Linked DNA regions of Mus musculus: all the other regions are linked to region 4. The links are chromatin loops, found by intact Hi-C in ENCODE. Cell type or tissue: heart. All regions are shown on one strand. Links, peaks and the distances in the headings refer to the core of each region. The heading gives the core; the rest is flanking DNA. Region 1 has its middle 11 kb from the start of Mir5124a. Region 2 has its middle 22 kb from the start of Mir5124a. Region 3 overlaps A730081D07Rik (RIKEN cDNA A730081D07 gene). Region 4 holds the start of Gm31683 (a long non-coding RNA gene).

What was found. Peaks named below come from ENCODE experiments on the same cell type or tissue, not always from the same donor. Only the 100,000 strongest peaks of a DNase experiment are listed, where the experiment ranks them.
Region 1: a loop joins it to region 4, with 2.8 times the contacts of the local background. A loop is called at or near these places in 12 of 42 quality-filtered maps.
Region 2: a loop joins it to region 4, with 2.7 times the contacts of the local background. A loop is called at or near these places in 9 of 42 quality-filtered maps.
Region 3: it touches region 4 in a loop (4-fold over the local background); 7 of 42 quality-filtered maps call a loop at or near these places.

What each region holds. Positions count from the first base shown.
Region 1 is chr13:40,853,059-40,856,135 of GRCm38, forward strand. No RefSeq gene overlaps it. Among named protein-coding and RNA genes, the nearest start is that of Mir5124a, 11 kb to the right of the region's middle. In heart, for the core only: no CTCF peak of the experiment used is centred there; a DNase peak (open chromatin) is centred at 1,723; H3K4me3 peaks cover 1,284 bases; H3K27ac peaks cover 1,545 bases.
Region 2 is chr13:40,841,940-40,845,016 of GRCm38, forward strand. No RefSeq gene overlaps it. Among named protein-coding and RNA genes, the nearest start is that of Mir5124a, 22 kb to the right of the region's middle. In heart, for the core only: a CTCF peak has its summit at 1,672 (motif pointing right); a DNase peak (open chromatin) is centred at 1,712.
Region 3 is chr13:40,976,591-40,979,667 of GRCm38, forward strand. All of the region lies in intron 1 of A730081D07Rik (RIKEN cDNA A730081D07 gene), which reads right to left. Among named protein-coding and RNA genes, the nearest start is that of Pak1ip1, 23 kb to the right of the region's middle. In heart, for the core only: a CTCF peak has its summit at 1,226 (motif pointing left); no DNase peak of the experiment used is centred there.
Region 4 is chr13:40,916,127-40,918,626 of GRCm38, forward strand. All of the region lies in intron 1 of Gcnt2 (glucosaminyl (N-acetyl) transferase 2, I-branching enzyme), which reads left to right. It overlaps Gm31683 (a long non-coding RNA gene), which reads right to left and starts at 1,643. Exons shown (of 3, transcript XR_382246.4): 1 at 1,289-1,643. In heart, for the core only: a CTCF peak has its summit at 1,444; a DNase peak (open chromatin) is centred at 1,475; H3K4me3 peaks cover 2,082 bases; H3K27ac peaks cover 675 bases; H3K27me3 peaks cover 291 bases.

The DNA.
Region 1 (3,077 bases), core at 278-2,777, 63 kb before region 4:
CTCTGACCACCACACACATGCGCACGTGCACACACACACCATGAGAGTGTGCATGCCCACGTACACGTGTGCACACACACACAATTTTTTTTTTAAAGAAAGGAAGCAACCCAGGACCCTGTAGAGTTACAAGTGTGTGAGGACTTTCCTTGTTATTTTAAAGATCAAGTAAGCAAATTAACATGTCCTTCCTTCCTTCCTTCCTTTCTTCCTTTTTTCCTTCCTTTCTTTCTTTCCTTCTTTCTTTCTTTCTTTCTTTCTTTCTTTCTTTCTCTTTTTTTTTCTTTTCATTTACTTCGGAGAAAAACTCTCATTATGTAGCTCATAGCAGCCTCAGACACTTACTTAATCCTCCAGTGTCTGTCTCCCAAGGGCTGAGATGACCCCTGTGCCTTTGTTGAAACTTAGTCGACCCTCTTTCCTCAATTGATAACACCTTAGCCAAACAGAGAACAAAGCACCAACTGGCTCATTGCAGACTGGTCTGTAAGACACAGGGAGACTGGCGTTCCTGGGCTTGGCTACCCTGCAGCAGGATGGACCTTGTTTCTTTGACCTCTAATCTACAGGGAGGTGATACTCCTTGGCACTCTTCTTAATGCAGGCTCAACCTAATATAGAACTCTACCCACAGAAGCTGTGGTTTTTGTTTCCTTAACTTCAAAATCAGATTGTGAAATTGATCAGGAATAGACCCCATACTAATACCAGTGTCTAAGATATACCCAACATGTAAAAATATATCCACCCTTACAAAATACGTGTGATGGCTAGTCTTGGTTCTCAACTTGAAATATCTAGAACAGAGAAACCTCAGTTAAAGAACTGGGTGTCTCAGACTGGCTGGTGGGCATGTCTGGGAGCAGTTTCTTGATTGGTAATGATGTAGGACGATCCAAAATACTGTGGGTAGTACTATTCCTAGGCAAGTGGGCCTGAGCTGTACAGGAAATATTGCTAAACAGGAGCCCAGGAGCAAGGCACTAATGATTATTCCCCCATATTCTGTACGTCATTTCCGGTCTCCAGGTTCCTACTGGAGTTCCTGTCTCTTTTTTACTTCATGATGGACTGTAAACTAAGATGAAATAAACGCTCTCCTCCCCAAGTTGCTTTTTGATCATGACTTTTATAAACAACAACAGAAAACAAACTACAACAGCATCCAACCTAAAACTATAAATACACTCGAACCTGTTGATTTTCTGCAACAAAGCGGGGCTGTCAAAACTCCTGTGGTCTGGGGCTCACCTCCTCGCTAAGCACTTAGCCCACAAAGCCTGCGATGGCCGGACACATCAACACAGAAGGGCTCCGGATCTTTCAGCCCCAGCTCCAACCTTGTTCCACCTCAGTTACCTATCTTGTCTGAACTTGACAAGACCCGCTTCATTTCTCCTTCCCTACTGCCCTGTTTCCCGCCATTTTAAATTAAACCCTAGAACCTGATCATTTTCTACCCATCATTCTTCCCGGTGACTTCTCTTCAAGGTCTAAAATTAGCTTGGACACCACGGAGCAGCCATGAGCAGGGTGTGATAGCTGCCTTGCCGCCAGTCTTCCAGTAGCCCCAGGATCGAAAGGGAAAAAAAATTCCTTAAGACTCATGGGTGACTAGCTACGAAAGGAAACCCACATCCAGAGGCTGTTTAGGGGAGTCCTCACCAGACCGAGATAGAGGGGTTGGGAGGAACCTGTCTTCTCAAATTACACCCCGCGGGAGCTAAGAACAGGAGAACACGTGACTCTTAGAGGCTCCGAGCTTGGGAAGAGCCTCCTCCCTTCACCCAATCCAGGGAACTTTTTAACCAGGCTCCCTGGCTATTTTAAACCCCTGGTGCTTCAGGCTGTTTCCTGTGACTGCAAACATTCGGGAGAGTGAGACAGGGCTCCGAATTCAACAATAGTAAAAAATTAAAACTGTAAGGGTTTTTTTTTTTTTTTGGGGGGGGGGGGGGTTGGTGGTGGTAGGTTTTTTTTTGTTTTTTTTTTTTTTAAGGCAGGGGGATGGAGAGCAGGAAATGAACGCAGGAAGATGCCTGTGAACTTCATATTTAAAAAATGAGTTTGATGCAGGCTTTTACCAGGCATTCCTAGATTCAAAAAGTTCCACCAGCTTATTTGGTTTCTAATTTGGGCCCAGAGGTGATGTCATGATAAAATGAGTTGTGGGAAATCCACATTTCATGGTGGTACAGGTGAGACTGAAGTAGTCCCTTTTCACAGGCACTGGCGTAAATTCAGTCCTCAGGAGCGTTAACTTGATGTAACAGAAACTGGTTAAAGTCCTTCAGGGAGAGTATGCCCTAAGGTAGCAGCGATATGTTCCATTGACCTCTGAAACAAATACATGCTCTGAGAATTATTGAATAACCAGCAGATCTATCCTGGTTCCTGATTTTTTTTTTTTTTTTTAATCTGGTCACCTCCTGGATTTGGAACGCTGGGCATCAACTTTGAGCTAATGGCCAACCTGGGTTGAGCTTTCTCTTTCCCCCTTGGGTCGCTCATCGCCCTCCTATTGGGCAAACATAGAATTCAGGATATAGAATGGTTACCTCTGGGGCAGTGAAGAGGCTCCAGAAAGAAAGAGCCTTCAGAGATGGCAAAGAGCACTTGCTATGCTCACAGAGGACTAGGGTTCAGTTGCTTCCACCCACAGGGTAGTTCACAGCGATTTGTAACTCCAGTTTCAGGGAATCCAACAGCCTCTTGTGACGATCTCCAGCCCCAGGAGTGCTCATGGTACACATACATAAATGCGGGTAAGATACTTCTGCACACTAAGTAGAAATAAATCATATATAATAATGCTCATTTTTTTATTATTTATGGGTGGTGTGTGTATTGTGTGTGTGTGTACACATGTATATTGTATGTACTTCTATGTGTATATGGAGGTCAAAGGACAATCTATGGGTAACTTCTCTCCTTCTCTCATGTGGGTCCCAGGAACGGAACTCAGGTGTTGTTGACACATGCCTTTCCTGTTGAGCCATCTTCTCCCCAGACCCATACTTATTCTTCTTAAAACGACTAGTGTTACCCAAAACAATACTGTAAATAACCACAGGCAT
Region 2 (3,077 bases), core at 326-2,825, 74 kb before region 4:
TCAGAAGTTCCTCTATGCGCCCAGACAGTATTGTCTTTCCCTATAAAATATTGTGACAGAGAAGACACCCCCAAGTCTGTTCTTATTTCTGTCCGTGGGATGGACTTTTGGATAACATTCGGCTTCTCTGAACAATGGGAGAGTGAACATTTCAACATTGGTGTTCAAATAGCATGAAAACAAGGTCATTTTTATTCGAGCGTGTCTAGGACACTGAGGTGTGGGTGTATGTTATATTTGTTTGTTTGTTTGTTTGTTTGTTTTCTCCCTTCTTCCTTTCTGCAGTGTGGGAGCTGGAATCCAGAGCCTTGACTTGCTAGGCAAGAACACAGCCCCTGAGCTATGTGCCTAGCCAAGGCTTTTGCTGCATCTCCACAGGAAATAGCCTGACTGATGGTCCCTGACCCCGAGGGAACCATCTGTCCATCATTTTCTCTCCTGGATGCTCAGCCCTCCCTGCCAGTACTTGGCAAAGACTCCCCACTGGCAGCCAAACTTGGGATCTGGCTTGCTTTTCTTTCTCCTGTGTTTTCTTTTTCTTTCTTTCTTTCTTTCTTTTTGTTTGTTTGTTAGTTTGTTTATCAAGACAGTGTTTCTCTATATAGGCTTGGTTATTCTAGAACTTGCTCCAGGCTGGCCTTGAACTCATGGAGATCTACCAGCCTATGCCAGTTTCTTCTTTTTCTCCTCTTCTACTTCTTTCCTTTCCTTCTTCTTCTTCTCCTCGTCCTCCTTCTATTTATTTATTCATTCATTTATTTATTTATTCATTCATTCATTCATTCATTCATTCATTTGTTTATTTAATGTATATGAGTACATTATAACTATCTTCAGACACACCAGAAGAGGGCATCAGATCCCACTACAGATGGTTGTGAGCCACCATGACCTCTGGAAGAGCAGTCAGTGCTCTTAACTGTTGAGCCATCTCTCCAGCCCTCTTTCTTCTTCTCCTCTTCTTCCTCCTCCTTTTCCTCCTCCTTCTTTTTCTTCTTCTGGTACGTGTTGCCCTTCTTAGATAATAACTTAGTTAACCACCACTTGCCTTATGAAAGCGCTCAGGCAGCATTTTGGATAGCTTTGCTGGAGGGCAGAGCTGACTACACCAGTCAGGTGGGGGATTGGACACCCCAAAAGGTCACATGGAGACACTTCTTTTAAGTCTTCCAAAGCTTGCTCTCTTCCCACTGCTCACAGTGATTGGGAATAAAATGCTAAGACAATATGTGTTAGGGTCCAGGAGTCTTCCTACAAACCAAACAAACACCCATCACAGTCAGGGATGGGTTATTGAACACACAACCTAAGACTGACCCATCAGAATTCGGGGGCTGGCTGGGCAGTAGTGGAGCACGCCTTTAATCCCAGCACTTGGGAGGCAGAGGCAAGCAGATCTCTGAGTTCGAGGCCAGCCTGATCTACAGAGTGAGTGCCAGGACAGCCAGGGCTATAAAGAGAAACCCTGTCTCAAAAACGCACACACACATACACACACACACACACACACACACACACACACACACACACAAACAAAAAACAAAACAAAAAACAAAAAAAAAAAGAGGAAAGAAGGATTGGGGCTCAGCCATAGAATGTTTGTGTAGCACATGAAAGCCTTGGGCTCTAAATCTGTATTGCAAAGGAACACACTGAGCTATTCTGTATATGGCCACTAGAGGGCAGCACGACATCATGACAAGTTCTGGGTCACATGGGGGTTGGGGGGCGGTCCACCAGGATATTTGAGTTCTATTATTTTTCCAACCAATTAAAAGTATTAAATCATTCTAAGGTTTAAAAGCTGTGTAAAAATATTCATCAATCCAGGCTGGGCCCCCAGCCTTAATTGTTGCCCCTAGTTGTCTTAGTTAGGGTTTCTATTGCTGGGATTGCTGTGAGGTAGTCGGCAGAAAAACTTGCTCAGACCCAGTTCAGCCAATAAAAAGTCTTAGCGGCCTGTGACTACACTGAGTGTTTGGGATCCCAGTGTGGCAGTGAGCTCTCTCGGGGTGAGCTTTTAAGCACAAATACCATATTCTGGGTTCCCATATTTCAATTAACAAGAATAATTAGCCAGAAGTGGAAGTGCAGAAGCTAAAAGACAAAGTTGGTACATTTTGAGATGAGTGGCCATATCCCAGAAGTATATGGACATTGATAGATTAGGCCAATGGTTTTGTTTGGCAGGTAAGGCTGTGTATGCGCTGCGTTTACAGCCTAAATGATACTTCCATCATGGAGTCAGTTGTGCTAAGTCCTGGGCCCTGTTACATGATGACCAAAAAGAACTTGGGTTGGGAAGCGTTTATTTCAGCTTACACCTCTCAGGTCACAGTCTGTCACTGAGGGAAGTTAGAATAGGAACTCAAAGCAGGAACCTAAAGGCTAACTTCCCTCAGTGTTCCTCCCGGCTTCCTCATTCTACTCTGACCACCTATCTACCCAGAGTAGGTGCTCACCCACAGTGAGCTAGGCACCCCTACAGTAGTCATTAACCAAGAAGATGTACCACAGGCCAATCTTGGAGGGGCATTTCCCCCAACTGTAGTTTTCTCTCAAATGAGTCTAGATATGTCAAGACGACAAGCAAAAAGAACTAACCAGGACATCTGATATAGAGTAAGAGAGAGGCTCAGCCTAACTCACCCCTTTGTGTCTCCCATAAGCAAGATGCTAAAAACACAGTGATCAACAGACAGATTCAGTGTTCCGGGAGCTTATTAAAGCAAACACAGAGTTATAGCGAAGACGGGATCCCATTAGGTGGAAGGGCTTCCAGCCTAGACTTGGGGACGCAGGAAAGAGTCATCAGGGATCCCGTGTCACTCCAGGATCTACAAAGTAAGAAGGACCTCTTTAAGACAGAGGAGGGAGTATTTCAGCTTGGAGGCCTGTGGAATCAGATAAGTCGAATTTCCTTGCTGGGAGAGGTGGTATGTCTTCATAGTCCCCTCTACCATGGTGGATAAATGAGAAGGTCCAGGAGTTTTAAGCCAGCCTGACCAGTACAATGAGATACCATCCCAAAAAGCAAGGAAAGTCTAGTATGGCATATTTCTATATTCTAAGCACTG
Region 3 (3,077 bases), core at 246-2,745, 61 kb after region 4:
TAACCCTCTGGGAGCAGGAAGCTGCAGTGACTAGTTTTTACACACACTGGTCAAACCTTGGTAAACAGCCGCACTTGCACACACTGTCAACATTTTCATTCAGAGCAGAGGAGGCCTTGGCCAATGCTGAGCCTGAGCCATATGGGGAAGGCTTTGCCATTCTGTGACTGAACACAGAAGTGCTCTGGTATGGTCTTCCTTTGGGTCCTTAGCACTAGCAAACATGGAGATACACGAAAATTTCCTTTTCTTATCCTGGTGTCTGAAGTTGAACTCATGGCCTTGTATATGCCAAGCACAAGCTACACTACCCGGTTGCAACCCTAGCCAGAGGATTTAGATGTAAAATTTCCCTTCTTCTATGCCTTTCTTTCCTACAAAGTCCATTGACTAGTCTTTGTTGAAGCCAGAAACTTGTGGGGCAATGGTCTATGCACAGACAGCCTGGTCTCCAGTCTAGCTTAGGTCTTAAACCCCAGTGGGACCTGGTAGGTGGTAATTTCCACCTACAATGGGATGGAATGGTTATGTCTCAAAGCTGGATAGAGACAACTAGACACTCTCTAACACATATCTAGAACTCAAGAAATTGTTTCTTCTCCTTTTTAAGTGACTTCCCAAAAGGAGTACATCTAACTAGGCTAACTTAATCACTTTAGATATAATCAGATTGTTTATGAAGTTGGTTAAATAAAAAGTAAACTGTGAGAAATTTCCTAGCTTTCTTATACTAATTATCAAGAAACAGAATGGAACCGGGTGTGATGGCTCACGCCTTTAATCCCAGCACTTGGGAGGCAGAGGCAGACAGATTTCTGAGTTCGAGGTCAGCCTGGTCTACAAAGTGAGTTCCAGGACAGTCAGGGCTACACAGAGAAACCCTGTCTCGAAAAACAAAAAACAAACAAACAAAAAAAGAAACAGAATGGGGAAAGATCAAAAATTGCACAATTGCTGTCCAGAGACACCTCAGGAAGGAAGAGATGATAGAGCGGAACCCACCGCCTTCTATGCTTTTTGTAGAGATGGAGGGTTCTTGTTAAGACTATTGTCAATCAGCTGACTGGGTTCGGTTTGCTGTACCCAACTGGAAACTGTGGGCCAGCAAGGAGAAGAGGTCCAAGTGGTGGTATGTGTACAATTTTTGGGTCCTTTGGCCTTTGGAAGCAGTGAGGTTAGCAGAAGGTAGGGGAAGGGACGCAACTGCAGGTAGCGCCCTCTAGTGTTGCAATTCTCGCATTGGCCGCAGGTTAAGAGGAAGCCAGGGAAGAAAGACAAAGCGGCCAATTGGAGAGTCATTGCTGCCCAGCCCACCATATATATGGAAATGAGCATTGGGAGGGATGTTTACAAGAAAATCTAAGTTATTGTGACGTTTGTAGGAATTTAAAGAGATTCTTAACAGTGAGTAATGCTGACACCTACCCATTGCCCAGGGAGAGGTGGGTCCCTCCATCTCAGCCCACCTGGGCATCTTTTGCAAACATTCAACCGCATACTATGTGACTGTCGGCCAGAGACATTTCTTGTTCTCTGACAGGTCCCATGGTGTTCAACATGATTCTGGGACTTGTGGTAAATGCAAATTCTGGAGCTTTTCTAAGAGTCAGAACCCCTGGAGTGGAGAGATGAGGAAAGTTCCTCTAGCTGTGTGGGGGTGGTTCTGATGTAGCCTCACCTTCCCTAATCCCTATTAGAAATTTAGCTAATTAATCTATCTTTAGAAATGTAGACCAGTAGTTTGTATGCAATCTTTTTTTTTTTTTTTTTTTTTTTTTTTTTTGGTTTTTCGAGACAGGGTTTCTCTGCGTAGTCTTGGCTGTCCTGGAACTCACTCTGTAGACCAGGCTGGCCTCGAACTCAGAAATCCACCTGCCTCTGCCTCCCAAGTGCTGGGATTAAAGGTGTGTGCCACCATGCCCGGCTTTGTATGCAATCTTATTATGAATATGAAATGACTTGGGTCTAGTAGCATAGGCTTGTAATCCCTGGTGTTTGGAAGGCTGAGGCAGGAGGATTGGTACAGTGAGACCAAGAGTAGACTGACTGGTCAACTGAATAAGACCCTGTTCCCAAACTCTTTTTAAAAAATCTTCAAAAGGGCTTGGGATACGTCTCAGTGGTAAAGTGCTTTTTCCATTGTACACGGGCCATCAGTACAATCTTTAGAACTCAAAAAAAAAAAAAGGGAAATAGAATAAAGGCCAGCCCTGACAATGCTTTAGATCTGCAGTTTCCACACTGTAGAGTCAGCCAGCTACACAGACAGGAAACATTCAAGAAAAAAAATTTTTTTTTTGTCTGGATTGATCATGTGCAGACTTCTGGTCATTGTTCCCCGAGCCAGACAGGGTGGCGACTATTTACACTGCATTCTAAGTGACTTCAAAATGATTAAAGTGTACAGGTAACAGTACTTGTAAGTGGAAACAGAAAGATGCCCAGCTAGAGGCTAGCTTGGACTATAGAGCAAGCCCCTGTCTCCACACTGAAGAGGATATACAGGTGAATACTAGAACTGCTCTATCTTAGTGCACAGATGGGTCTACTTGCTCTGAGCTTTTCAGAGAGCAGTGTGTGAACAAATCTGCACTTTCTCCTTCCTCTGTGCCAGCCCAAGAACTCATTCTTTGCTAGCAGCGTTTTCCACAGCGTGGTAGGTCGGGAGCCTGGGCCTAAGATGTTTTTACGGGTGTATCAGTGGTTTTTTTTGTTTGTTTGTTTGTTTTTGTTGCAGTGAGTAAATACCAGACAAGAGGTCATTTAAAGGGGGAAGGGCTTAGTGTGGCTTAGTGTTTGACAAGAGAGTCAAGGTAGGCAAGGTATGTAGCAGGATCAGGAGGCAGCTGGTCCCGCTGGCTCTTCAGTCAGGAAACTATCTGCTAACCTCAAGCCAACTCACTCCCAGGGATCCATTCTTCTAACAATGATTGACTTCCTAAAGGTTCCAGAACGTTCTGAAATAGTGCCACCAACTGGACTGGGATCAAATGTTCAAGCAAATGAGCTGGCCAGGGGACATTTAACATTCAAAGTGCAACCTAAACCTTTTGTCAAATGAGTCAAGGTTTTAATAA
Region 4 (2,500 bases), core at 1-2,500:
AAGAATAGTAAAGGCAGTGCTTTCTGAATTCACACTCAGCCAGTGGCCAGCTTCCTTCTAAGGGGTGAGCAAGAGGACTCTCATTTAATCCAGCGGACAACCTTGTGAAAAAGGAGTTGCAGCCAGGTGTTTTTACTGCCATCTCACAGAGGGAAGGCCTGTTGTTTTCAGAGGCAAGGGATTTCTCCCTGTTCCGTGGTTGAATTTAGGAGTTATCGAGTAGACCGGTTCCCACATCTGGATGTGGGCACCGTGGACTGTTGAGTGGCCATGAAAGGGCATCCCAGCTTTCCTCCCCTATAAATCAAAGAAATTGTGTTTGGCGAGTTCGGAGGACCCTGTTTGGCAGCGTTCCAAATCAATCTTGATGGTTCACGCTAGCTGCTAATATACAATGGATGGGCGAAGAGGGCAAAATGGGGCAGGGAGGGAGCCTCTTAAGCACCCAGCATTTTCCTGACTGGAGCAGATGCTGAAGTCTCCAGATGTGGTGCGTTCTGCCTAGAAACCTAGTCATGGGGCCAGCCTTGGTTACCCCCACCCCCACCCCAAAGCCCTCCGCATTCTCTGTGAGCTGTTTGGCCACCGGGTGCATAGGTAAGCTAAGAGAATTCCAAGCCTTGTAACCAGACCTGCTCTTCCTGGTTTCCCTGAGTCACAATGACTGATACTTCCAGGAATTTTACAACGGTCCAGAAACATTTGTTCTTTCTTCAGAGTCCCGGAAGTGGGAGAGTTGGGTGTGTGGGAAGGGGACTAGAAGATTCCAGAAGTTTTAGAAAATGACCACAAATTTGATGGCATCTTAATGTTAAAGGAGACTCAGTAGCTAGGTGCTCAAATATTGCAAATAATACTGTGTGGACAGTTCTAGACATCTGAAGCTCTGTGTGAAACGGAAACCAGTGGTTATCACATTTCGACATAGCATGCTAACAATGGTGTGTTTACTCTCTTACGTGTTCTCAGCTCGGACCGTCTAGTATGAGAAATCACCTTCGCCAGGTGTCCCACGATTTGATTCTTAGTTCCCTCTTCTCATAGTCTGAGTAGGCACATCATATCTGAATGATTTAATCCAGCACACTTCACCACAAAGGCCCCCCCCCCCTTCTGCTGATTATCTATTTAGACGTGTTGCAATGCCCTTTTCCCTGTATCTATGTCTCTGCCCAGGGGCGGAGATAACACTGAAATGAAAAAATAAACAATGAGAAAGAAAGAAGAGGAACACCGAGGAGCTTTCGCCTTATACTCTCCCCAAAGCGGGGGCAAAAAACAGACCCACCTCTTGTAGGAGATGAGGGGTGTACGCAGGAGAAAAGAGCAGTTTAGATGGACTGAGGGGAGGTGGGTGGGGCTGACGCTTGAGACTGTCCGCTCCCGGTCTGGTCGCTCCGTTCCAGAAGGCAGCCTGCTGGAGGCACCTCTAGCTTTTCGTATGCAAATGAAGAGGTTTCCCCCATCTGGGCGGGGCTGAGCTCCTGGCCGCAGGGATTCGCCTCCTAGGAGATTCAAGCTTCAGATGCGAAGTGCGGTGGGAAAGCTGCTAAACTCCAGCCAGTCCCGGAGGATGGGCCAGACTCCCACGCACTGGAGACCCACGCCTTGAGAGCTGGGGAGCGTGAGCCCGCATCTGTGCGGGAGAAGCCGGCGAATCTGGAGGAGCCAGATCCACCTCTAGCGCCTGGGCTTTCAGAACTGTGGTCACTTCTCAGTCTCCAGTGATAATTCTTCCCGCCTGGAACCCTAAATAATGAGCCTACGCGGGAAAGTTTTCGCTGTCTCTGCGCTCAGCGTGGTGATTTTTGTGGTTTTTTATCACAGCCAGCTAAGCCTGCCCAACCTCTACCAGCAGCTCAACAGCTCCAGCGAAAGGACGTCTGTCACCATCTGTGATTACGGCTTGCAAAATCATACGTTCTTCACGACGGGGGACACATCACCACATCCTTTAGAAAGACTCTCCTGTCCTCAATACCGGATCCAGAGCCACTATATTACCAGTCCCCTTTCGGAAGAAGAGGCTGCCTTTCCCCTGGCTTACATCATGGTGATCCACAAAGACTTCGATACCTTTGAAAGGCTCTTCAGGGCCATTTACATGCCCCAGAACGTCTACTGTGTGCATGTGGATAGTAAGGCGACAGACACCTTCAAAGAAGCGGTGCGGCAGTTACTAAGCTGTTTCCCCAATGCCTTCCTGGCCTCTAAGGTGGAGCAGGTGGTCTATGGTGGCTTCTCTCGGCTCCAGGCTGATCTGAACTGCATGAAAGATCTGGTGGCCTCCAAGGTCCCCTGGAAATATGTCCTCAACACCTGCGGGCAGGACTTCCCTTTGAAAACCAACAAGGAAATAATTAACCATCTGAAAAGATTTAAGGGGAAAAACATCACTCCGGGAGTGCTGCCCCCTGCGTACATAGTTGTACGGACTAAATATGTACACCAGGAACGCAAAGGCAAAGACGGATATTTTATGCATAAAACAAATATTTTG